Regions from separate parts of the Homo sapiens genome. Here all the other regions are linked to region 2. The links are chromatin loops, found by intact Hi-C in ENCODE. Cell type or tissue: PC-3. All regions are shown on one strand.

Region 1 (8,000 bases), 150 kb after region 2:
GTTAGGTCTCTATAACTTCATTTCTATAGCAGCCCTCCTGCCACCCGGCTGCCAACTGTGAGGACCTGTTGTTCAAGGGCGTATCACTTGAGCAGGTGAGCATTCTTATTAGTATCACAGAGCAGCTATCATTCACAATTACAGCATGAATGTTGACTAAATCAGAGACCATTCAAACCCACCTACACCCTGTGACATCAGCATGTGGTTCTATTCTGCCCTGCCTGATTTTAGATGCTTTAGGAATGATGTAACTTGGCAAAGAAATCCTAAGTCAAAATTTTTTTGATGATAATCTCAGATCAACTGAGAATGATGCCAATCAACCCATGAATGTAATGTGTCTCACATGTGGGATTCTATAATTAGTGCTTACTAATAGAGGTTTCTTCAAGTTACTGAAATGAGTTTACAAACTTTAGGTAGCTCAGGACCCTACCCTCATGTATATGTGAGATTTCATTTTTATAAATGCCACTGTCAAAGGGTCAGATGTTGCTTTTTATTCTCGTTGCTAGGATGGTCAAAATCAACATTTTGATGGTTGTGTTGAACAGAGCAGTCCAGTCAGATTTAATCCAGTCATATTAGGATCATGCCATTAGAGAACAGTTCCACAATCTTTTCTAATTCCTCTTTTGTTTCTGGATCATAATTAAAATAATATAGGAACAACCTTATTAATAAAGCTTGAATTAGTTTGTCTGTATTGAGCTGGCCTTTCATTTTTCTGTCATACAACCTTAAAAGATCTCTCATGATTTATTTATTTATTTATTGTTTTGAGACAGAGTCTGTCTCTGTCCCCAGGGCTGGAGTGCAGTGACACGATCTTGGCTTACTGCAACCTCCGCCTCCTGGGTTCAAGCGATTATCTGGCCTCAGCCTCCCAAGTAGCTGGGATTACAGGCATGCACTACCACACCCCGTTAATTTTGTATTTTTAGTAGAGATGGGGTTTCGCCATGTTGGCCAGGCTGGTCTCAAACTCCTGACCTCAAGTGATCTGCCCACCTTGGCCTCCCAAAGTGCTGGGATTACATAAGTGAGCCACCGTTCCCGGCCTCTCTTATGATTTGTTAACTATTATCTTTATGTTTTCCTACATGACATTAAATTATACAATCTTTGAAATTTTACTATATACTTTCTTTTCCATGTTAGTGTTAAAACTTCCCCTTACAGAGCCGGGTGCGGTGGCTCATGGCTGTAATCCTAGCAATTTGGGAGGCTGAGGCAGGCAGATCACTTGAGGTCAGGAGTTCGAGACCAGCCTAGCCAACATGGTGAAACCCCGCCTCTACTAAAAATATAAAAATTAGGCAGGCATGGTGGTGGGTGCCTGTAATCCCAGCTACTCAGGAGGCTGAGGCAGGAGAATTGCTTGAACCTGGAAGGCAGAGGTTGCAGTGAGCTGAGATTGCGCCACTGCACACTCGAGCCTAGGTGACAGAGACTCCATTTAAAGCAAACAAAGAAACAACAACAACAACAAAACTTCCCCTTCCAGAAAACTTTTATCCTTTCAGACTTAAGCTAAAGTCTGAAACCACAAAACTCCTAGAACAAAAAATAGGGGAAAATTTCCTTGACGTTGTTATTGGCAATGATTTTTTTTGGATGTGATACCAAAAGTACAGGCAATAGAAACAAAAATAAAGAAGTAGTACACTGCATCAAATCAAAAAGCTTCTGCACAGCAAAGAAAACAAGCAACAAATGAAAAGAAAACCCACAGAATAGAAGAAAATATTTAGAAACCACGTATCAGAGAAGGGGTTAGTATTTAATATAGAAAAAGAAGTCATACAACTCAATAGTGAAAGACAAAAAACCTGATTTAAAGATAGGCAAAGGACCAGAATAGACATTTTTTCAAAGAAGATGTACCAATGTCCAGCAGGTATATAAAAGGTCCTCAGCATTACTAATCATCAGGTAAGTGCAAATCAAAACCACAATGGGATATCACTTCACACCTGTTAGAATGGCAATTATTAATATTTTCATCCCTGAGAGGTCTCAGAAATAAAAAAAAACAAATTAAAAAATAAAAATTTTTTAAAATAGAATGGCTATTATCCAAAAGATAAAAGATGAGTGTCTGCAAGGGTATGGAGAAAGGGAACCCTTATACACTGTTGGAGGAAATGTAACTTGGTATAGCCATTATGAAAAACAGTACGGCAGTTCCTCAAAAAATTAAAAATAGAACTCCTATATGATCCAGCAATCCCACTTCTGGGTATGTAGTCAAACAAAATGAAATCGGTATCTCAAAGAGATATCTGCATTCTCATGTTTATTGCATGTTATGATATCAACTTAAGTATTCATCCACAGTTAATGGATAAAGAAAATTTGGTATATATATATACATATATATATGTGTATATATGTGTATATGTATGTGTATATATATATGTGTATATATATGTGTATATATATGTGTATATATATATATATTCAGCCATTAAAAAAAAGAAAATTCTACCATTTGTGACAATGAGGACATTATGCTAAGTGAAATAAGACAGACAAAGAAAGACAAATGCTATATAATCTCACTTATAGGTGGAATCTAAAAAAATTGAACTCACAGAGGCAGAAAGTAGAATAGTGGTTTCCAGGAGCTGAGGCAGGGGTTTGGGGTGCAGGGTAAGGGGAAGAGATGGGAAGATGTTGGTTAAGGGTACAAACTTTCTGTTGAAAGATTAAAGAGCACTGGGGTCTCGGCTGGGTGCAGTGGCTCATGCCTATAATCCCAGCACTTTGGAAGGCTGAGGCAGGTGGATCATCTGAAATCAAGAGTTCAAGACCAACCTGAGCAACATGGTGAAACCCCATCTCTACTAAAATACAAAAAATTAGCTGGGCGTGGTGGCACACACCTGTAGTCTCAGCTACTTGGGAAGCTGAGGTATGAGAATTGCTTGAACCCAGGAGGTGGAGGCCGAGATCGCACCACTGGACTCCAGCTTGGGCTACAGAGTGAGACTCTGTCTCAAAAAAAAAAAAAAAAGTACTGGGGTCTCTAATGTACAGCATGGTGACAATGGTTAATACTGCATTGTATACTTGAAATTTACTGTGAGAGTAGATCTTAAGTATTCTCACCACACATGGTAACTATGTCAGATAATGGATGTGCTAATTAGCTTGATTGTGGTAATCATTTCACAATGTGTGTGTGTATATATATATATATATATATATATATATATATATATATATATAAAATCATCACACATATACCTTAAATATATACAATTTTTATTTGTCAATTAAATATATACAAATTTTATTTGATTAATATCTCAAAAAGCTGGGGAAAAAAAAGACTTAGGTCTGAATCCAGATTCCACTGCCTATAAATTAAGACCTTGGGCAAATTAGTCCTTTATTTGTTTCTTTTCTTTTTTCAGAGACAGGGTCTCACTATGTTACCCAGGCTGGCCTTGAACTCCTGAGCTGAAGGGATCCTCCTGCCTTAGCCTCCCAAGTAGCTAGGACTACAGGCACACACCACTGTGCCTGGCTTCAAATTACTTCTTTGAATCTTTGTTTTCTAGTCTATAAGATGGGCATGATACCCTTCTTAATCTTTATTGTGATAGTTAAATGTAATAACATTACAAAATGCTTAGTAGAGTGTCTGGCATGGCAGACACTTGATGAATGATACTTATTATCGCTATTATTCTCATCATCTAAGATACTTCAATTTGATGTAGTCAAATATTCTATTCTACTTATCTACCTCTCTAAGTGAGGGCTACTCTGTAACATACTGCTATGGAAAGATCAGGAATCTGCCCTAGACATGTATAAATAAGTACTTTATGCCCAAATGAGTATAAATTTTACCTCTGGTATAATTTCTATGGGGAGATAAAACTTTAATTGCCATATAGGAAACCACTGGTGAATTTGGGATGATTTGATGTGCTTGTTTTGGGTTGCTTGTTGCTGTTGTTGTTGTTGTTGTTGTTTTTAGAGATGAGGTCTCACTATGTTGCCCAAGATGGTCTCGAACTCCTGGTCTTAAGTGAGCCTCCTGCCTTGCCCTCCCAAAGTGCTGGGATTATAGGTGTGAGCCATAGCACCCAGCCTAAGTTTTTACCATTGGGAAGCAAATGTTTTGTGGAGAAGCCATAGTTTTGAATAGCAATTTAAAGATGAAAAATAGATGATAGAGGTGGAGAAAGGTGTCAATGGGAAACCCCACATATGGTAAGATAACTATGTGTGCCATGGACCACAAACAGGCTAGCCTGGTCGAAGCAAAAAGGTTGATCCCGAACATAATGGGATGAGGGCATTAGATAGGTAAGGAAGTGACTGATGGAAAATCAAGAGTGATAGCTGATGATGAATGGTGATACTGTATATGATTTTGTGCATTGATATACCATTTTTCCTTTCTTTTTCCATCTACATGGATCTCAAAAATGAGCAATCTTCTCTCTGGAGGTGGATAAGACAGAACATTTTGCAAGCCCTTTAAGTCCTTCAGGAAACACAAACATCCTGTGATCTGTCACTCAGGATTCTGACTCAGACTGGGAATCTGAGCAATGCTCATGGCAATAAGCCAGGACCAGGCCCTAAACATCTGGCTGCTCCACTGTATGGATCTTTGGCATGTTAAATGTCAACAGACCTTGTGGATATAAAGTTGACTCAGTCAGAAAACATCTACGGTCTACATGGAAAAGAAAGTCTTTTGGAAAGAAAAGAAGGCAGGGTGTCTGAACCCTCCATCAGGATTTCCCTACTCCACTCTATTTCTATTAGATGAGAGGGATGAGGAAAGAGTACTCAGCCACCTTTTCAAGTCATCTGGTGGTCAGGGCTATTTGTAACTCTAATCTCATATTCATACCAGTCGTTTCTAAATCCAATCCCATATTTACACCAACCTGTCTTACAACCTTAATTTGGTTTCCCAGGTGTATTCCAGTTCCACTGTCAAATAGTAAGTACTGGATTATCCCTAGATAGACTCACCAAAAGATTATACAAGTCCTTAGAGGAGGGAAGTGAGACTGTAGAAGAGACTCAGCATCCAACAAATATATCACATAATATATTCAAACTACTCTAAGTACTACACCAAAACAATGACTTTCCTGACCACCATCCTAACCATGACACCAACCCTGGGTAATTTCATCTCATCATATTGCTTCAAATATTATATATGCTTTAAATAATATAGGCTGATGCCATTTTTATTTCTACTCTCACTTTCTTTTTTCTTTCTTTCTTTTTTTTTTTTTTTTTTTTTTTTTGAGACTGAGTCTTGCTCTATTGCCCAGGCTGGAGTGATCTCGGCTCACTGCAACCTCTGCCTCCCGGGTTTAAGCGATTCTCCTGCCTCAGCCAGCCAAGTAGCTGGGATTACAGGGATGTGCCACCTCACCCAGCTAATTTTGTATTTTTAGTAGAGACGGGGTTTCACTATGTTGGTCAGGCTGGTCTCGAACTCCTGACCTCAGGTGATCCACCCACCTCAGCCTCCCAAAGTGCTGGGATTACAGGCATGAGCCACCACGCCCAACTCCAATCTCAATTTCTGTTAAATTCAGATCCATATTTCCAACTGCTACTCTACATCAAAAATTTCCTCTTGGCTATTCTTATAGCACTTAAAACTCAAAATGTTTACAACCAATTTATCTTTTTTCTGTTCCATTCACTCTATCTACAGTCTCATCTGAAACAACAAAAAACTGCTTATCTTTCATCTGTAACCACTATATTTGTTAACACAATCATATTCAATACAGACACCTGAGCTAGAAACCCAAGTCCCCACTGACCCATTTGTCTTTCTGTACCCCTGTCCTATCTAATTAGTAACCAAGGCTCATTGGTGCTACCTTCCAAATTACTCTTGAATTTATTCTCTCCTCTCCATTCCCACCACTACTGATTAATGTGACACTTATCATTTCAAGTCTGGACTTTGGTACTGGACACTAACTGTCTCTGGTTTCTCTCTCTTCCAATCCCATCCTTTACAATGATTACAATATAATCATTTCAATTTTCTGCTTAGCATCCTTCAAAGACCATTCATCTTACTACAGAGGCCTTCATACTTCTTCACCTGCCACTCACACTCTTTGCTTTCTGCCACTAAGCAGCCCTTCCTGCTTCTGTCTCCTGCATGCAGCTTAATGCATATCCATCCTCTGGGCCTGTGCTCACTCTTGAAACTTTGGCCTAGAAGTCTCTTCTCCTGCTGTTGTTTTTACTCTGAGCATCTCCTAGAAATAGTTCAAGCCTCAGTCTCAGAGTCCATGATGCCAGCAGGAAGAAAGAACAGATCTCTCCTCCATGGTTCCACAGTTGTTGCATGCCACTATCACACACTTACTTGAATTCATTGATGGCTATGGTTAGGTGAGCCACTGTGCCCAGCCCGGGGTCTAGTCATCTTTGTAGCCCTAGTACCTAACATATGTAGGCACTCAGTAAATAATGGTGAATTAAACTAAATTGAATTTTAATAGCAACTGTCTCCTATTTCCAGAAGTTCCTCTAACAATATGATGCAGGCCTTATATTTAAAAGTAGCCATTATTCTGATAAGTTTTATATTTTGTTGACAGCTAAGTACACTAAGAGTCCTGTCTGGATAAGGGTCATTCTTTGGCCAATTTAAATGGAATTGTGATTATATTAGGCCCATATTGTTTGGAATCTAACTAACTTGTCTGATCTCAGAAAAATTACAAAAAAAAAAGAAAACACAGGTAAAAACCCCTCTCAAGGACAGCAATGACATAGTTAACTTTGGCTACCAATGCACCTTCTACATTCATAATTATTGTCACTGATGCTTTAGAGCACCCAGAATAGTGAAATAGTGTATAACTGAGACCTATTAAATTCTAACAGGCTAAGCACAGTGGCTTACACCTGTAATCCCAGTACGTTGGGAGGCCAGGGCAGACAGGTCACTTGAGGCCAGGAGTTTGAGACCAACCTGGCCAACATGGTAAAACCCCAGAAAGCAAAAAATTAGAGTATACTCAAAAAAGTATAAAAAATTAGTCAGGCGTGGTGGTGTATACCTGCAATCTCAGCTACTCGGGAGGCTGACACATGAGAACCACTTGAACTCAGGAGGCGAAGGTTGCAATGAGCCAAGGTTTCACCACTAAACTCCAGCCTGGGAGACACAGCCTTGCTCTGTCTCAAAAAAAAAAAAAAAAAAAAAATCAAACAGGTAGCATAGAGACAAAATCTGTGAAAAGCTAAACACTGAATTGATATAAATAAAGTGTTCTACTCCTTATCTCAAAATGTTAAAGTGCTATATTTTCCCCACTCACATAAAAAAGTAACAATTTATGTCATTCAAATGATAAAGAAATAACTCATTTATTTTATTAAATATGAATGTCCTTAAGGAACAAGTATTATCTTTAAAAACCTGTTCAGAATTGGTAATTTTATATTTACATCTATCTTCTGAATTATATTACCTTTTTACCACTTTTGTAGGTTACTATGATAAATTCTTGCCTTAACAACAGCTATTGATTTTAATTATTGAGATACCAATGATCTCGTAGGGGGATGCCAATTATTACGAAGTATCTGTGGAAGACAATGGTGCTGTGTATGCATACAGAATTAGGGACACTGTCTTGCTCAATCAATTTTCAGTCAATGAGCTCATCAGCTAAATCTGATGGACTGACAGAGAATCCAAACAGAGTAATACAATGACTAAGACAGTAGTTGGTTTGCCCAGAGCAGTCAGATGAGGAAGGGCATCGAGCCAAGTCCAGAGACTCAGGGCAGACTCCAAATGAGCTCTAGCTAACAACAAGACAATATCTCTTGTTTTCAACCCTGTGTAAATTATAAAAACAAGAGGATGTGGCCATTATGGTGTGTTTCCCAAAAACTGTTCATGTAGCTGTGATGTGAGCAGCTAAAGAATTCCACAGGCCGACAGTGGAGGGAGAACCTTAGCCCTA
Region 2 (8,000 bases):
TAAAAGTGTTTTTTTCCTTCCCTGGTTACAACACTAGCATATACTTGTGAAAAATCTGAATAACACAGAAGCGTATAAAACAGAAGATATTAGTGCCTGATATTCTCTCTCATCCTCTGCAATACCTACTGTTAAGAGTTTAAATATACTGGCTGGGCGTGGTGGCTTACCCTTGTAATCCCAGCACTTTGGGAGGTTCTTTATTTGTTAAGGACTTCAAATCCTTTGTTGTGTACAGTGCAAATATTTTTCTTCAACTTGAATATCTTTCAGTCTTCTTTATGGTATCCTCTCTTGAACAGAAGTTTAAAAAATTTTTTTCAGAGTGGTAACATTTATTAGGAAGGAGAGATTTTAGTGAGATCCCCATGTGACACACAGAAGAAACAGAAGGTAACTGTCATTTCTAAACAGGAAGGAGAGGAGGGTCTGGACTCCCAGGGGACAGGTAGTTCAGCTGGACAATGGGGGAGTATGAGATTAGGGTGGATGAAGCCACTGTTCACCACCCCTCCACTGAAGTTCAGTGGCTAAAATATTGTGACACCAGCCAGCCAGTGGAAAGCTGTCCTGCTCTCCGGCAAACATGGGATGTTGTTGGTGGCAGGAAGGAAGAATGTCACGCTATATCTTGCTGCTCCTCCGGGCTACTTTGCCGTTACTAACAGGGCTGAAGGGTCAGGTGGGCCTGCAGGTGTGTGGTTGGCCTGGCTTCGAGGGGTTCTGGTACTGGGGGGGTGGGACGGACTATGAGGGGGATGTGGGCCACTACCAGGACCCTGGTGGGTTACTAGATCCATTCCCATTCTGGCTTTCAGAGGCTGGAGAAGCAGCAGGGGGACGAGTGGTAGGCTGGGAAGCTGTAGGGTTGCTGTTGTTCTGCAGGGTTGCTGTCTTTCTGCACCACCTTGTTGGGCGCCTGCTGGTTGCTATACTCTGAGTTTGGCTCATTGAAGTTAGGAAATCAGAATAAACCATACAGAATTCTCCAGTCTTCTGTAGATCACCCCCATGGCCAGTATACTGTGTCAGACAACCTTTGAAAACTGAAGCGCACCCTTTGTTGAGCCAGACAACGTCCCCAGGCTGGATCAGATTGCCGATGTCATCACAGACGGAGATATTGAGGCTGCCCATTTTGTCTGCCACTTTGCAGGTCTGAACCTTGTGCCCCTCCTTTGTCTTGGCCTGTCTCCAGCACAATAACGATAAGCTTCAGACTCCTGAGCCTGGGCTTGATATCCTTCACAAAGGTCTCCGTCATGCAGGCAGAGCCAACCAAACCATGTTTTTGTTTGTTAGCTTGTTTCTTTTTTTTTTTTTTTTTTTTTTTTTTTTTTTTTGAGATGGTGTCCTCTCTGTCGCCCAGGCTGGAGTACAGTGGCACAATCTCGGCTCACTGCAACCTCCGCCTCCCGAGTTCAAGTGATTCTCCTGCCTCAGCCTCCCAAGTAGCTGGGATTACAAGCGTGCACCACCACACTCCACTAATTTTTGTATTTTTAGTAGAGACGGGGTTTCACCATGATGGCCAGGCTGGTCTCGAACTCCTGACCTCAAGTGATCTGCTTGCCTCGGCCTCCCAAAGTGTAATCTCAAAGTGCTTAGATTAGAGGTGTGAGCCACCACTCCCGGCCTTAAATTTTTATAATGTCAAATTTATCTAGCTTTTATGTGTTTGGGTTTTCATGTTATGCTGGAAAGACTTCTTGTTCATAAATTAACAAGATCAAGAGTTTTGGAATGGAAATTGATTCTAGCATGTGTGGACCATTATGCTGAATTTTGGTGGACACATAAATACCTTTATCAGGCAAGCTATTTTTAAACTCTGTAATTACAATTTAATAGTAGGCCAAATAATGAAAAAAAAGTATTATAGAACTAAGAGCTACATTTAATTAAAAGTGAATATCTTTTTAGGCTGAGGCGGGAGGTTGGATCACTTGAGCCCAGGAGATTGAGGCCAGCCTGGGCAACAGAGCAAGACCTGGTCTCTATAAAAAATTTTAAAATTAGCCAGGTGTGGTGTCACAGGCCTATAGTCCCAGCTACTTAGTAAGCTGAGGCAGGAGGATTGCTTGCTTCCAGGAGTTCAAACTTGTAGTGAACTATGATTGCATCATTGCACTCCAGCCTGTGTGACAGAGCAAGATCCTGTTTCAATAAATAAATAAAGGGGGGATTACATAATAGCACAAGTAACAAAAATTTCCCCCCATAATTGCATTCTTCTGAATAACCACAGTTTATATTTTACTATTTTTCTTTCCAGTCTTTTTTCTAGTCTTGTGTACTTACATATATTTTTTAAACAAAATTTGGTTCATATTCATCTGGAATGGTCTTTTTTCACTGAATATCAGATTGTGAATTTGTGGGAGGACTGAGTAACTGTTGTATACTCCATTACAAAGTCTATGATTGAAATCTAGTAGTATTTGTTAACTAGAGAAAGTCTTTTAAGATGATAAGATATATACCAAACAACCTTCTTTCTTCTTTCTAAAATGGCTCCATCCTTTGATCTTTTATCATCCACACTTATTTTGTTTTAGCGGCTTCTGTACGTAACTGTTGAGCTGTGTTATCTTGGAAAGGTTTCATGTCTACCCACTCCCTTTTCACATTTTTACCATGCCTTTCTTGAAAATCACATTTTAGTGACGCTTCTTAGTGATTTTTTTCTTCTCTCTTTTTTCTTCTTCTCTTTTTTTTTTTTTTTTTTTTTTTTGAGACAAGGTCTTGCTCTGTCACCCAGGCTGGAGTGCAGTGGCACAACCAGAGCTCACTGAAGCCTCAGACTCGTGGGCTCAAGTGATCCTCTTCCCTCAGCCTCCCAAGTAGCTGGGACTACAGGCATACACCAACAATGCCCGGCTAATTTTTCTGTTTTTTTGTAGAGACAGGGTATCACTATGTTGGCCAGGCTGGTCTCAAACTCCTGGCCTCAAGCGATCCTCCTGCTTTGGCCTCCCAAAGTACTGGGATTACAGGCATGAGACACCACGCCTGGCCCTGAGTGCCTTTGCAATGGGACACGGAGACAGCTTTTGCTTTGTGCGGCTTCAAGTTTTGTATAAATCTCAAACTATTCTATGTTCCGTGGATGTGGCCTTCCATCTCATCCCATTTCAGAGATACTCTTCATTCCACTGGATCGCTAACTTCTCCTGAGTGCCTCCTGATATGCTGGTCACACCACTGTCATCCTCCATTTCCTGACAAATCCAACAACTGCTGAGCCAGAACAGCCACGTGAGCTGAATTGTGCCTGGTGGTCACAGTAGAACCACAGATAATGCAGCTAGATGGCGCTCACATCCACACATTTCTGAGGAATTAGGCGGCAATGTTCAAGATGTTTTACATTAGTTCCCAGCCTTGAGTTTACAGTCTTGGGAGAGGAGGACCAGTATACTTAGGCACATGAAATATCTGCAAAGTAATGCTAATATATGCATTTTCCAAATGAAACTAACATAAAATGAGTACAGCATGTTGGTTGCTCCTCTAAGCCCTAAACTGTCCTCCCAGCACCCCTACGACACAGGTACAGTACAATTACATCTTTCCTTTAAGAGGAGGCACTAATAGATTTAGTAGTTTTCCCAAGGCCACAGGGGCAGAGGCATAAGTCAACCCAGGTAGCTCGCTCCAAAGCCACACTTAATCACAATGAACTGGCTCAAGAAAAAGGAGAATAGAATGACATCAAACCAACAGTGGTGACCTGCGGGGAGTCAGGTGTGCTGGGAGACTACACTATTTACTTTCCACACAAAGCTCTGTATTGTTGAAAATTCTGTCCCCAGGCATAAACTGTCATGCTTTTAAATTCAATACTTTTTATAAGAATAATATAAGAGCATAAAATACTACTCAACTGTGGTCAAAGGCTAATTCAGGAATTGTGGGTTTTGAAGCTTGTTTATGGAGGAAGGAGACTCTAAGGATAAGAATTCAAAATAGAAATACAAAATTACATATAAAAGTAAATATTTATGGCCAGGTGCACTGGTTCACACCTGTAATCCCAGCACTTTGGGAGGCCGATGCAGGAGGCTTGCTTGAGCTCAGGAGTTCAAGACCAGTCTGTGCAACATAGTGATACCCCATCTCTACAAAAAAGTTAGAAAAACTAGCTGGGTGTGGGATAGTCCTAGCTAGCTGGGAGGCTGAGGTGGGAGGATCACTTGAGCCCAGGTGTTGGAGGCTACAGTGGGCTATGATTGCACCACTGCTCTCCAGCCTGGGCTGCAGGGGGAGACCCTGTCTCAGAAAAAGAGTGAAAGTTTATTTAGATTGAAATATGAAATCGTAACAAATTACACATTTTTGCTCTTTTTTTTTTTTTTTTTTTTTGAGATAAGATCTCACTGTGTCACCCAGGCTGGAGCACAGTGGCACTATCATGGCTCAATGCAACCTCCACCTCCCAGGCTCAAGTGATCCTCCCACCTCAGCTTCCCAAGTAGCTGGGACCACAGGCACCCACCACCATAACTGGCTGATTTTTGTATTTTTTGTAGAGGCAGGGTTTTGCCATGTTGCCCAGGCTGGTCTCAAACTCCTGAGCTGAAGAGATCCACCCACCTCTGCTTCCATAAGGGCTGAGATTACAGGCGTGAGCCACCGTGCCCGGCCACACATTTTTGAAAAGTGACAAACACCACAAATATAACAAAATCCTGAAAAATGACATAACCTCTACAATATTTTTTCCTATTCTTTGGCTGCATACTTTTCATATGATCATCTCGTCACATAACAACTGTGCAATATCATTTTCATGTAAAGAAGACAAAGCAATTCAAATGCATTTTAAAATGCCATTATGTTGGATAGAGCTACATAATTGTTTAATTGAATTCTCCCTCTGCTGTGTACAATAACTTATGGATGAATATGCTTGGGAGCTTTGTGACAAGAACACTTAGGGTGCTTTGCTGTGATTTTAGTGCTTTTGAATGTTTTTTTGTCTGGTGTTGCCAGGTTTCATCAGGACAAGTTATATCAGATATGCTAAGACTGACTCAATATGTTGGTAGACATAAAATGCAGTTTGGCATGCATAAAAATGATACTTCACAGTTTATAGTATTGCTACAGCTTTGTGCTCTACAAACACGAGAATTCTAATCAATTCTATTTTGCATTGATTTCTACTTTAAAAGTATGATAGTATGGTGCATTATAATTGTATATACCACATTTCTGAGTATTTTCCTGAAGATAATTTCTGTCTTGACTAGACATCAATGAGAACCAAATATTTCACTCATAATTGTGTACAGCTGATGATTGAAAGAACATTCCACAGATTAGCTTCTCATTCTGCACATTTTAACTCTTGCTTCTTCTTCACTCCCACATGCTTCCAGTGTCAGGCATCATAGGAAACATTTAAATCATAATAAGACCCATGATGCCACAGAGCATGCACTGAGCAAGAGGGTTCCTGGAAGCCTAGAATACCCAAGAATAACCAACAATTTCTCGACTCTACATGGAAGTGTGAACCATATATATAGATCCCACTCGACCAAAACAAATAAATCTCCAACTCAACTTCTCCTTAGCTGGATTCCCCAAAATGCTCATGCCTCTCCATCACCACACAACTCCTCAAGGGAAAAGTGACGCAGGGGCAAACAGAGTCAACAGCATCCTTAGCTTATGACAGTTAAAATCTTACTTTTACATTTTTACCAAAAGCATGTGACCATGTGAACCCAAGCAAAGGTGCTTCTGGGATCTTGGAAGTCATTCTTATAACTAGCAGGTCCTAAAGCTTAAGCTCCTTTCTAGAAAATCTACTCTGATTGTGGTGAAGACGACCATTGCAACAAGAGCCACGCTCACGGAGAAAGCAGTGCGTACTGGAGTTGTCAAGAAAAACTTCTTGTAGGAGACAGGCACTGAGCAAGGCCTTAAGTCATTGGTAGGATCCAACAAACAGAGGAATAGGATGGGAGTCTAAGCCACAAAGTTTCTGCATCTGCCAAAAAGTAGATATGCATGTATGTGGATGTAAAACGTGTTTTCCTGCCAATGAAAACATTTTTCCGTCACTGGCTTAGAGCTACCTAATAAGAGCCAATGGCAATACATTTACACATCACTAAAGAATGAGAAGTGAACTTTCTTCCCGGTCCCCTCTCCCCATCACCATCAGCAAATAATCACTCCCAAGCCAAGATTAACCAGAGCTGCAGGCATTTGGCACACATGTGGTCCCCATCCACCTCTTCCAACCTGGGATCCAAAAACCCTGGATTTACACCCCAGGCAAAAGAGAGACTGGCCTGAGACTAAGTCTTCGGTGGTAGATGCAGGAAGCAAAGCCTGGTGGATGCCAGTCCAATCAGCGTGAGGAAGGAAGATTCATGCCCAGTTCTCACCCCTCTTTCGCTTGAATATATTTTGTGCCATTACCTGCAGGAAAGGGGGAAGGGAAGGAATGTTTCCCGCCAGAGGCAGCAGCTGTCCCCTCATTTGGAAGACTCTGAGTTGATTTTGGCCATGTCCTTCTGCCTGTTTCTTTAACATGCTGCATTAAGCCTCAGCTTTGCTCCTCTTGCTCCTGAATTCTGTTTTGAAATATCAGAGAAATGCTCCCAGGAGGACTTTGAATGTGAGCACTCTTTATAGGCTATTTTAAGGAGCTCCCAGCTCAGGCCAGGGTCAGGCAACAACAGCTAAACCCAAACTCATCAGCACCATGGTCTACCCAGGAAAGCACAAAGACTCAAATGTCACTGAGTTCACCACCATTCGTTTAGCACCTACTGTATGCCGGGAGTGCTCTTAGAAATTAGGGTGATAATCCTAAACCAAAAGAACAAAGCTGGAGGCATCATGCTACCTGACTTCAAACTATACTACAAGGTTACAGTAACCAAAACAGCATGGTACTGGTACCAAAACAGAGATATAGACCAATGGAACAGAACAGAGCCCTCAGAAATAATGCTGCATATCTACAACTATCTGATCTTTGACAAACCTGACAAAAACAAGAAATGGGGAAAGGATTCCCCATTTAATAAGTGGTGCTGGGAAAACTGGCTAGCCATATGTAGAAAGCTGAAATTGGATCCCTTCCTTATGCCGTATACAAAAATTAATTGAAGATGGATTAAAGACTTAAATGTTAGACCTAAAACCATAAAAACCCTAGAAGAAAACCTAGGCAATACCATTCAGGACATAGGCATGGACAAGGACTTCATGGCTAAAATACCAAAAGCAATGGCAACAAAAGCCAAAATTGACAAATGGGATCTAATTAAACTAAAGAGCTTCTGCACAGCAAAAGAAACTACCATCAGAGTGAACAGGCAACCTACAGAATGGGAGAAAATTTTTGCAATCTACTCATCTGACAAAGGGCTAATATCCAGAATCTACAATGAACTCAAACACATTTACAAGAAAAAAACAAACAACCCCATCAAAAAGTGGGCAAAGGATATGAACAGACACTTCTCAAAAGAAGACATTTATGCAGGCAACAGACACGTGAACAAATGCTTATCATCACTGGCCATCAGAGAAATGCAAATCAAAACCACAGGGAGATACCATCTCACACCAGTTAGAATGGCGACCATTAAAAAGTCAGGAAACAACAGGTGCTGGAGAGGATGTGGAGAAATAGGAACAATTTTACACTGTTGGTGGGACTGTAAACTAGTTCAACCATTGTGGAAGTTATTGTGGCAATTCCTCTGGGATCTAGAACTAGAAATACCATTTGACCCAGCCATCCCATTACTGGGTATATACCCAAAGGATTATAAATCATGCTGGTATAAAGACACACGCACACGTATGTTTATTGCGGCACTATTCACAATAGCAAAGACTTGGAACCAACCCAAATGTCCAACAATGATAGACTGGATTAAGAAAATGTGGCAGATATACACCATGGAATACTATGCAGCCATAAAAAATGATGAGTTCATGTCCTTTGTAGGGACATGGATGAAGCT
Region 3 (8,000 bases), 56 kb after region 2:
GAAAATGTCAGTACAGGTTCATCTTTTTTTGTTGCAATTCTGAAATCTCAAAGTCGAAATCTTAAAATCCAAAGTTTTGTTTTTTAAAAATTTAGTGCCTAACTTATACAGCAAAACGTGCCCTACACCAACATGAGGCTATCCATCCTACTTAATATGAATATTCATACATTTTCCTGAAGACACGCTGATGTGCTGGATTACAGAAAACTTTCCAGGACCTCCATGGAGGTGTATATACACCATGAAGCTTTTCTACAGTCTGAAGAATTCTAAGTTACAAAACAAATCTGGTCTCAAGGGTTCTGGATAACAAGTTTTATGAATCCCTAATAATAGTCATTAATTACTGGGCATTTGCTTTGCACCACATATTGTCCTACAATTTTAGATGCATTTTCATAACTTTGATTTGACACATTCCACTCTGACCTCACCTGCTATCTTTCCAGCTCACTAATTCTATTACCCCAATTCCAAACCTTTTAAACCAAGGGTCTCTCCACCATTGGTCCTTCTCCCACTTCACACTTGAGGTCCTATCTTCTCTTTATAATTACCTGACTTAAATGCTTTGGTCAATTATTATGCTGTAAATACTCACTTCAGAATCCCTCAAATCCCTTGCCCTTCTCTGGCTTTGACTTATTTGTTTAGCAAAACACAACCCTAGTGAAACCCACCTCTTTCCCTGCACTGGAATGGTTGAATATGTCTGGTGAAAACCATGCTGACTGATCTCGTTTTGAGTTCATAGTCATTAACCCTTAACTGGGCCCTTAATGCTGCCTGGCATTCATAGCCAGGCATGAGGTTCACAGCAGGATGAGGTTCCCCTCATCCATTCACTCTCCTGTTCTCCTAGAGAACAAGCTCATACTTCCTTCTTCCCCTCAAGAATACTCCTTTCCCCACTTACTCTTAGGTGATTACTATGCTACCTATTTCTCTAAGAAAAGTGAGAGAAGCAGAAGAAAACCTCCACAGACTCCCACAACCACATACTCTCCTACCAGTCACTGTACCCACACTCTCAGCCTTCCTGCCTAGTCCCTATGAAAACTCCCCATGAGTCCCTGGCACCAACCCCTCTCATACTCAAGCACATTCTCCTCTTTCCTGCATCGTCAATTTTCACCCAATCATTCACAGAGTTAGATCAACAACACAAACCTCCCATAGCCACCCACCCACATCAGCAATCTGTTAAATGATTAGTTAGACGGGCTCCCCCATTTCACACCAAGCTCTGACAATAGCCTCAAGGTCCTATACAACCTGATCTGCAGTTACTTCACTTCTGCCTCTCCAACCACTCTGTCTTCTTTGATCTTTGCTGTCAAACATGCCTGACATACTCCTGTCCTCTGGCCTTTGTAATGGCTCTTCCCTTTGCCTTGAATCTGCTGCCTCTAGATATCCACATGGCTTACTCCCTCACCAGCTTCACATCTTTGCTCATGTTATCTTCTCAATGGAGGCTACCCTGTCTCCCCTATACAAAATTGTAACCCACTACCAGCCTCCCATATCCCCCAACCCTGTCTTTGGAACCCTTACCCTGCACTGCTATTTTCTTAGCACACAGAACTTCTAACATATTAATATATTTTCTTATGGTTATGGTGTTTTATTTGCTTCCCATCCCCCTCCCCTCACTAGACTGTACATGCCACAAAGGATCTGTATTCTGTTCACTGACATATCCCAAACACCTGGAACAATGCCTGACACATAGTAGGCATTCAGTCCATGCAGAATGAATGTCATAGTTTAAATTTCACAAAAATCTAATGTGTTAGGTTTTATATTATCTTTATTTTATATATGAAGAAACAGACTAAGTTTTAAAAATAGGCCCATGGTCAAGTTACAAGAAAGGGAGACAGCCAGGAGCCCAGTCTTCCTGATTCCACAGTCTACTTGCTAAATGGCCAGGCCATGTGGCCTCCCTACAGTGCGCTTGCCTCAAGGTTTGGAATAAACATGTTGAACTGCATCTACCGTCAATAAACCATCATCAAATGCCACAGAAGTTTATTGTGTCCTCTTGGGGTACATGACAGCTTGGTAGTTTTGATCTAACATCAAATTCTACTCAATTTACTTCCTGACTCCAGAAGATAACAGGTCCAAAAGCTCATCTATTCTAGGCCAAAGAGGTTGGTTTCATTCATGTATCTTTTTTTTTTTTTTTTTTTTGAGACAGAGTCTCACTCTGTTGCCCAGGCTGTGTGCAGTGGCACGACCTCAGCTCACTGCAACCTCTGCCTCAGTCTCCTGAGTAGCTGGGATTACAGCAGTGCACCATCATGCCTGGCTAATTTTTGTATTTTTAGTAGAGACGGATTTTCACTATGTTGGCCAGGCTTGTCTCAAACTCTTGACCTCAAGTGATCCACCCCTGCCTCAGCCTCCTAAAGTGCTGGCCAGGCTGGTCTAGAACTCCTGACCTCAAGTGATCCGCCTTGAGGTCACTTGGCCTCCCAAAGTGCTGGGATTACAGGGGTGAGCCACTGCGCCTGGCCATTTATCCACTGATTCATTCATTTATTGAGCACCGACATGCTGAGGGTATCCTGTAGATGGTTGATTTGGATGCAGTCAGTAAACCAAATTTCTCTTCTTGAAACTACCATGAAGGAAAAAATGCCCACATCATTTTTGGAACTAAATCCACAGATGAAAAATCATCTTTTCTCTAACTGCATCAGAACTAATGCTACTCCCTCCAGCTCAGGAAGAGCCTCCTATCCCAGCCCCTGTGCTAGGGCCTCCATTCCAGTGGAAGTAAATGTGAGCTACATGACTGATAGTTTACTACTTCTGAATAGCTTTGTACTGGAATTTGGAAGGAATGTGTATAGTGCTCAATATGAAGCTCAGTTTGGCTTCAGGGACCATTTTAATTAAATTAATTATCTCTAAAAGAAACACTTAGAGTTGTTTAAGCCTAAACAATAGGTACTTGTTCTCATTTCTAATAGGAGTCACATTGTTCAGAGAGTTCTCTTGGTGAGCTGAGGACAATGTTACCACCAGCTATTTAAGGAAGACCTTCCCCTTCTTGCCCCATGCCTTCCCTCTCACACACAGGAGAGAGGCTTTCAGAGAAGTGGGATGGAGGGCCTGGCACATTAATGTACCAAATCTACAAATGCACTCCACTGCTTTCTTTTTTGTTGTTTTTTGATTTTTTTGTTTTGTTTTGTTTTACAGCCAGAGGTCTTTTATTTTATTTTATTTTATTTTATTTTATTTTATTTTATTTTATTTTATTAACACCTATGATGCCATGAATTCACAGGGAATAGGTTCCAGCAGCTCAGGCTCCTTCCCACAAGCTTTCACAAAGTGCGCTTCTCTGGGTGGAGCAGGCTGGTGCTTCACTTGAACCCAGGTACCTTCCTCTTTGGCTTCTTTCTTTTTCTGATCATTTTCCTTCACACATTTCAGGAAGCTATCTCGGCTCTTACAGTGCTTAATGTGCTCAATATGCACATTAATTCTCTTGGCAAGAATCTTACCCTTGTTTACAACAATGCCAACAGCATGCTGGGGAACACTGTAGACTTTCAGTTTTGCCATGGTAACACTTGTGGGGCATTCCTTTTTGAACAGTATCCATTCCGTTGATGTGTACCATATCACCTTTCTTATAGATTCGCATATTTGTAACCAAAGGAACAAGTCCATGTTTTCTAAAAGGCCTAGAGAATGTATACCGGTGCCTCTCCTCTTCCCCCTTTGTGTTCATCATTGTGGCAAATTACTGGAAGGTGGCAGTTTTGGCCGAAAGGAAGGACTGCTTCCTTAACTTTCCTAACTCATATGTGTCTTGTGTTTGTTTCTGTTGTGGATTCTTAGTCACATGGCCTTGTTCTGTATGGTCTGCATTTTCAGGAAAAGCATCCCAGCCTAAGTGGCCCTTGTACCCGTGAAGAAATAGGCAGTGTCACTTTTACTTTGTGTTCTCCTTTCCTCCACCATTTCCTCCTAGTGTGTCCTTGTTTTCAGAAACACTAGACTGATTTTTAAAAATAATATTGTATACTCCGCCTCATTGCAAGAAGACTCAATCTGGCTTCTTCGCTCCATTCTTTTTTTTTTTTTTTTTTTTTGAGACAGAGTTCACTTTCTCGCCCAGGCTGGAGTGAAGTGGCGCAATCTTGGCTCACTGCGACCTCCGCCCCACAAGTTCAAGTGATTCTCCTGCCTCAACCTCCCGGGTAGCTGTGATTATAGGTGCCCACCACCACGCCTGGCTAATTTTTGTATTCTTAATAGAGACGGAGTTTCTCCATGTTGGCCAGGCTGGTCTCGAACTCCTGACCTCAGGTGATCCACCTGCCTCAGCCTCCCAAAGTGCTGGGATTACAGGTATGAGCCACTGCCCCTGGCCTCTTCCTTCCATTCTATCTGTTCTTTTTATTATTGCAGTACAAAGAAGTAAAATGATATCTCCCTCTCATCTTCTGCTCCTCACAGTCAGCCATGCCCCCACAACCTTGTCATCACTAGGAAAAGGAGTGTAGGAGGGCTCTCTTCACCCCCGACATTCACTTTTCAGAGCTGTGTGTTATTTTTAAGGATGCATCATGGCTTTGTGGGAAAGCCTTAGTGTGTGTGTGTGTATGTGTGTGTGTGTATGTATGTGTGTGTGTGTGTGTGTGTGTGTAATTCCAGTCAAAGGTAAGAGTGTTTAAAGCTTTTCTGTGTTGTGCTAAGCCCTTCTCCCTGAGTCTTCTCTCTTAGATACAGTGTGATTCATCTAACTCCAGTGACTAATGGCCATGCCAAGTACAGGGTGTTGGTCTCTGTTCTTTGGTCTCTCTCTCAGTGACTGAAGAGTGGACAAGGCACACAAAAGAGAGCTCTAAAGGCAGTCAATCAATACTGCAGACTGACTGACAATGGCAGTATTAAGTGCCATAGTGGTTGGGTTTACTGGAATGAGTGCAAAATAAGGACCAGAGCTGGCCAAATTAGCTTTACATAATAACACTAGGCAATTGGTATTGGAAGAGATGGCTAAAGCCCAGGCCACAGGATAAGCAGGTCCCTTCCAGCTTTGACTATAGTTTTGGTGTTTGTTTTTTTGTTTTGTTTTGTTTTTGTTTTTTTGTGAGACAGGGTCTCTATCTCCCAGGCTGGAGTGCAGTGGTATGATCCTGGCTCACTGCAGCCTTGACTTCCTGGGCTCAAGCAATCCTCCCACTCAGCATCCCAAATAGCTGGGACTACAAGCAGGCCACCACGGCTGGCTAATTTTTGTATTTTCTGTAGAGACAGGGTTTTGTCATGTTTTCCAGGCTGGTCTCGAACTCCTGAGCTCAAGTGATTTGCCTGCCTCAGCCTCCCAAAGTGCTGAGATTACAGGTGTGAGCCACCGTGCTCAGCCTTCACCTTTAACTATCTGTAGTTATTTAGCAAGTAGGACTTGGTCTGCAGCACAGCGGTAATTCCACTACTCTTTAACTAAAGTAAGAAGTAACAATGACACTCAGAATTATTTTTAATTTACTTTTGGTATATTCTAATTCATTAATGAGCAAACAACTGAAAAAAGAAGAAAAACATGTTAATCTTCCATCGTTATTGGAAAAAAACAGCTTTGTTGTAACTAAAATTTCATGTATTATTAATTTGAGACAAGGTCTCACTTTGTCACTGAGGCTGGAGTGCATGGAGTGCAGTGGTGTGATCATGGCTCACTGCAGCCTCAAACTCTTGGGTTCAAGCAATCCTCCCGCTTCAGCCTCTAAAATAACTAGAACTACAGGTATGCACCGCCATGCCAGGCTAATTTTTTAAATTATTTTTTGTAGAGACAGGGTCTTCCTATGTTGCCCAGGCTGGTCTCAAACTCCTGGCCTCAAATGATCCTCCCACGTCAGCCTTCCAACATGCTGGAATTATACTCAGCCTCATGACTAATTGTTAATGTCTGTTTTTTTTCTTTCTTTCTCTAGAATGACCCAACCCATTTGACAAAAACATTGTTTTGAATGCATAGTCAAATTCCAAATCATATCAACATCGTTTACAGATAACAATCAAGTGGGTAGGCCAAATCCAAATAACCAATTTTTAAAGTTTTTCTAGTATGCCTTGGTACCATGTATTTTGTATCTTAACAATATTGACCTCTACAGGTACGGAAGCAGAGACCTAGTAAAAATTAATGGCAAAAGTCAGTGTGTTAACAGATTAGATTGCGGCAACCCTTAATCATGAACTGCTAAACTTTAGACCATGAGCTACCTGTTTCCTAAGATCATTTTAGTGTACAGAAGAATTTCCATATTTGAAAACAAATTTTGAAAATGGGGGAAAAAGTGAGGTAAACGAGGGTATTAATCATACTCTGCTTTCCATGTTCTAATGCTTAGTAAATTTACTTGGCACACACACATTCTTACATTAGGAAATACATTTAAGTGAGTCTAAGTTTCATCGTTTCACTCACTGAAAAAAAAAAATCTACTTTATACAATTTGGAGAAAGGAAAAGATTATTCTGTAGTTGGAAAGGCAAGTATTATACTCTTAGGCTACCCTCTTAACTCTGCTTTGGACAAACACAATAAAGGATAAAAATGTTTATGCTGCTTTTCTTCCCTGTGTTTTCCCCATAGGACAGTCTGTATGTGGTCTAAAATCATGACCTATCAGAGACTTACATATTTTTAAAGTAGACTGGAGCCTCAGTGTCATCTCTCTTCATCATGATACTGTATTATTACCTTTTATCAGCCACATCAGGGAAGTATACTTGTTCATTTAAATCAAGGGTCAAACCAAATACTCACATGTGTGGGAGGAGTTCTTTTCATAACATGACAATGTCTCTATCTTTTGTTTTGGCCTGTATTGATGATTTAATGATGAACTTCCTCCCTGATGTTTATTCAAAGACATTGTTATCCTTCTTTTCATTCTAAGGGATTTGGGGGCTATTATTTTTTAGCAGTGGCTGGTATAGGTGAAAGCAGTGACAAAGCTTCTCAAAGCAAGGAATAAGGCAGTGAAGCCACGGACACATAGAGCCATGGGAGAAACAAGGCCATGGGAGAAACATGACTTTCCTCAGGTTAAAGTCGTGGGGTTAAAACCCTTTTATATTAAAACAAGTATGATTATAAAATGTACTTATTGAACAAACATTTATGGTGCATTTATCATGTGTCAGGCAATATTCTTGATTCTGGAAATATACTGGTGAAAGTTAAGGTGGCCAGACACGGCACCCAATTTCATGGAGCTGGTATTCTAACAGAGAATGACAAAAATATGAATAAGAAATTCAGATAGTGAAAAGTGTAATGAAGAAAATATACAATGTCACAGTGACAGCGCAGAAGAGCTCATTCAGACTGGCAGGTTGGGAAAAGTTTCACTGAAGAAGGGACATTTGAGCTGAGACCTGAAATCCTAAGAGGAGGGGGTCATTCTAGGCAGAGACAACAATGAATAAACAACCCCACGGGAAAACTAACTTTGCCTTTCTGAGTAACCGAAAAAGACAATGCAGTCAGACTGGAGTGGGTGGAACACTGATGATAAGAAATGATGTCAAAAGGCAGGCAATGGCCAGACTGTGTAGAACACTGGAAGAACAGCTAAAGAGGCAATTGCAATTCAGGTAAGAACTGATAGAAGATAATGGAAACTTAGAAAAAAGGAAAAGCGATGGATATGAAGGAAAAATTAATGTACTGCAGGTGTATTTTTGAAGTAGATTATGAGATTATGGGAAATGGAGGAGAAATGACAGCTCCTGGGTTTTTGTCTGAGTGAAATATATGAGTGAGAGGAGAAGGACCATATAGTGAGATGAGGAAGAATGAAAAAAAGAACCAATTTCACAGGGAGAAAGTCAAGAGTACTGTTTTAGCCATTTTAAGTATGAAACACCTTTTTATTATTCAAGTAGCGAATGGTCAAGTGGGCGTTTAGGTATCTAAAGTTATAGCTCAGTGGAAAGGTCAGAACTGGCAA

What was found. Hi-C counts contacts between places; a loop is a spot of excess contacts. Peaks named below come from ENCODE experiments on the same cell type or tissue, not always from the same donor. Only the 100,000 strongest peaks of a DNase experiment are listed, where the experiment ranks them.
Region 1: a loop joins it to region 2, with 5 times the contacts of the local background. A loop is called at or near these places in 6 of 110 quality-filtered maps.
Region 3: it touches region 2 in a loop (2.3-fold over the local background); 6 of 110 quality-filtered maps call a loop at or near these places.

What each region holds. Positions count from the first base shown.
Region 1 is chr4:54,077,750-54,085,749 of GRCh38, forward strand. It overlaps a transcript of CHIC2 not described here. Among named protein-coding and RNA genes, the nearest start is that of CHIC2, 17 kb to the left of the region's middle. In PC-3, no CTCF peak of the experiment used is centred here; DNase peaks (open chromatin) are centred at 192, 4,602 and 7,742; H3K4me3 peaks cover 428 bases; H3K27ac peaks cover 1,134 bases.
Region 2 is chr4:53,926,875-53,934,874 of GRCh38, forward strand. It overlaps the pseudogene LOC100129728. Among named protein-coding and RNA genes, the nearest start is that of CHIC2, 130 kb to the right of the region's middle. RefSeq lists a silencer at 3,213-3,377. In PC-3, a CTCF peak has its summit at 3,316; DNase peaks (open chromatin) are centred at 3,297 and 3,747; H3K27ac peaks cover 1,842 bases.
Region 3 is chr4:53,983,299-53,991,298 of GRCh38, forward strand. It overlaps the pseudogene RPL21P44. Among named protein-coding and RNA genes, the nearest start is that of CHIC2, 77 kb to the right of the region's middle. In PC-3, no CTCF peak of the experiment used is centred here; a DNase peak (open chromatin) is centred at 4,793.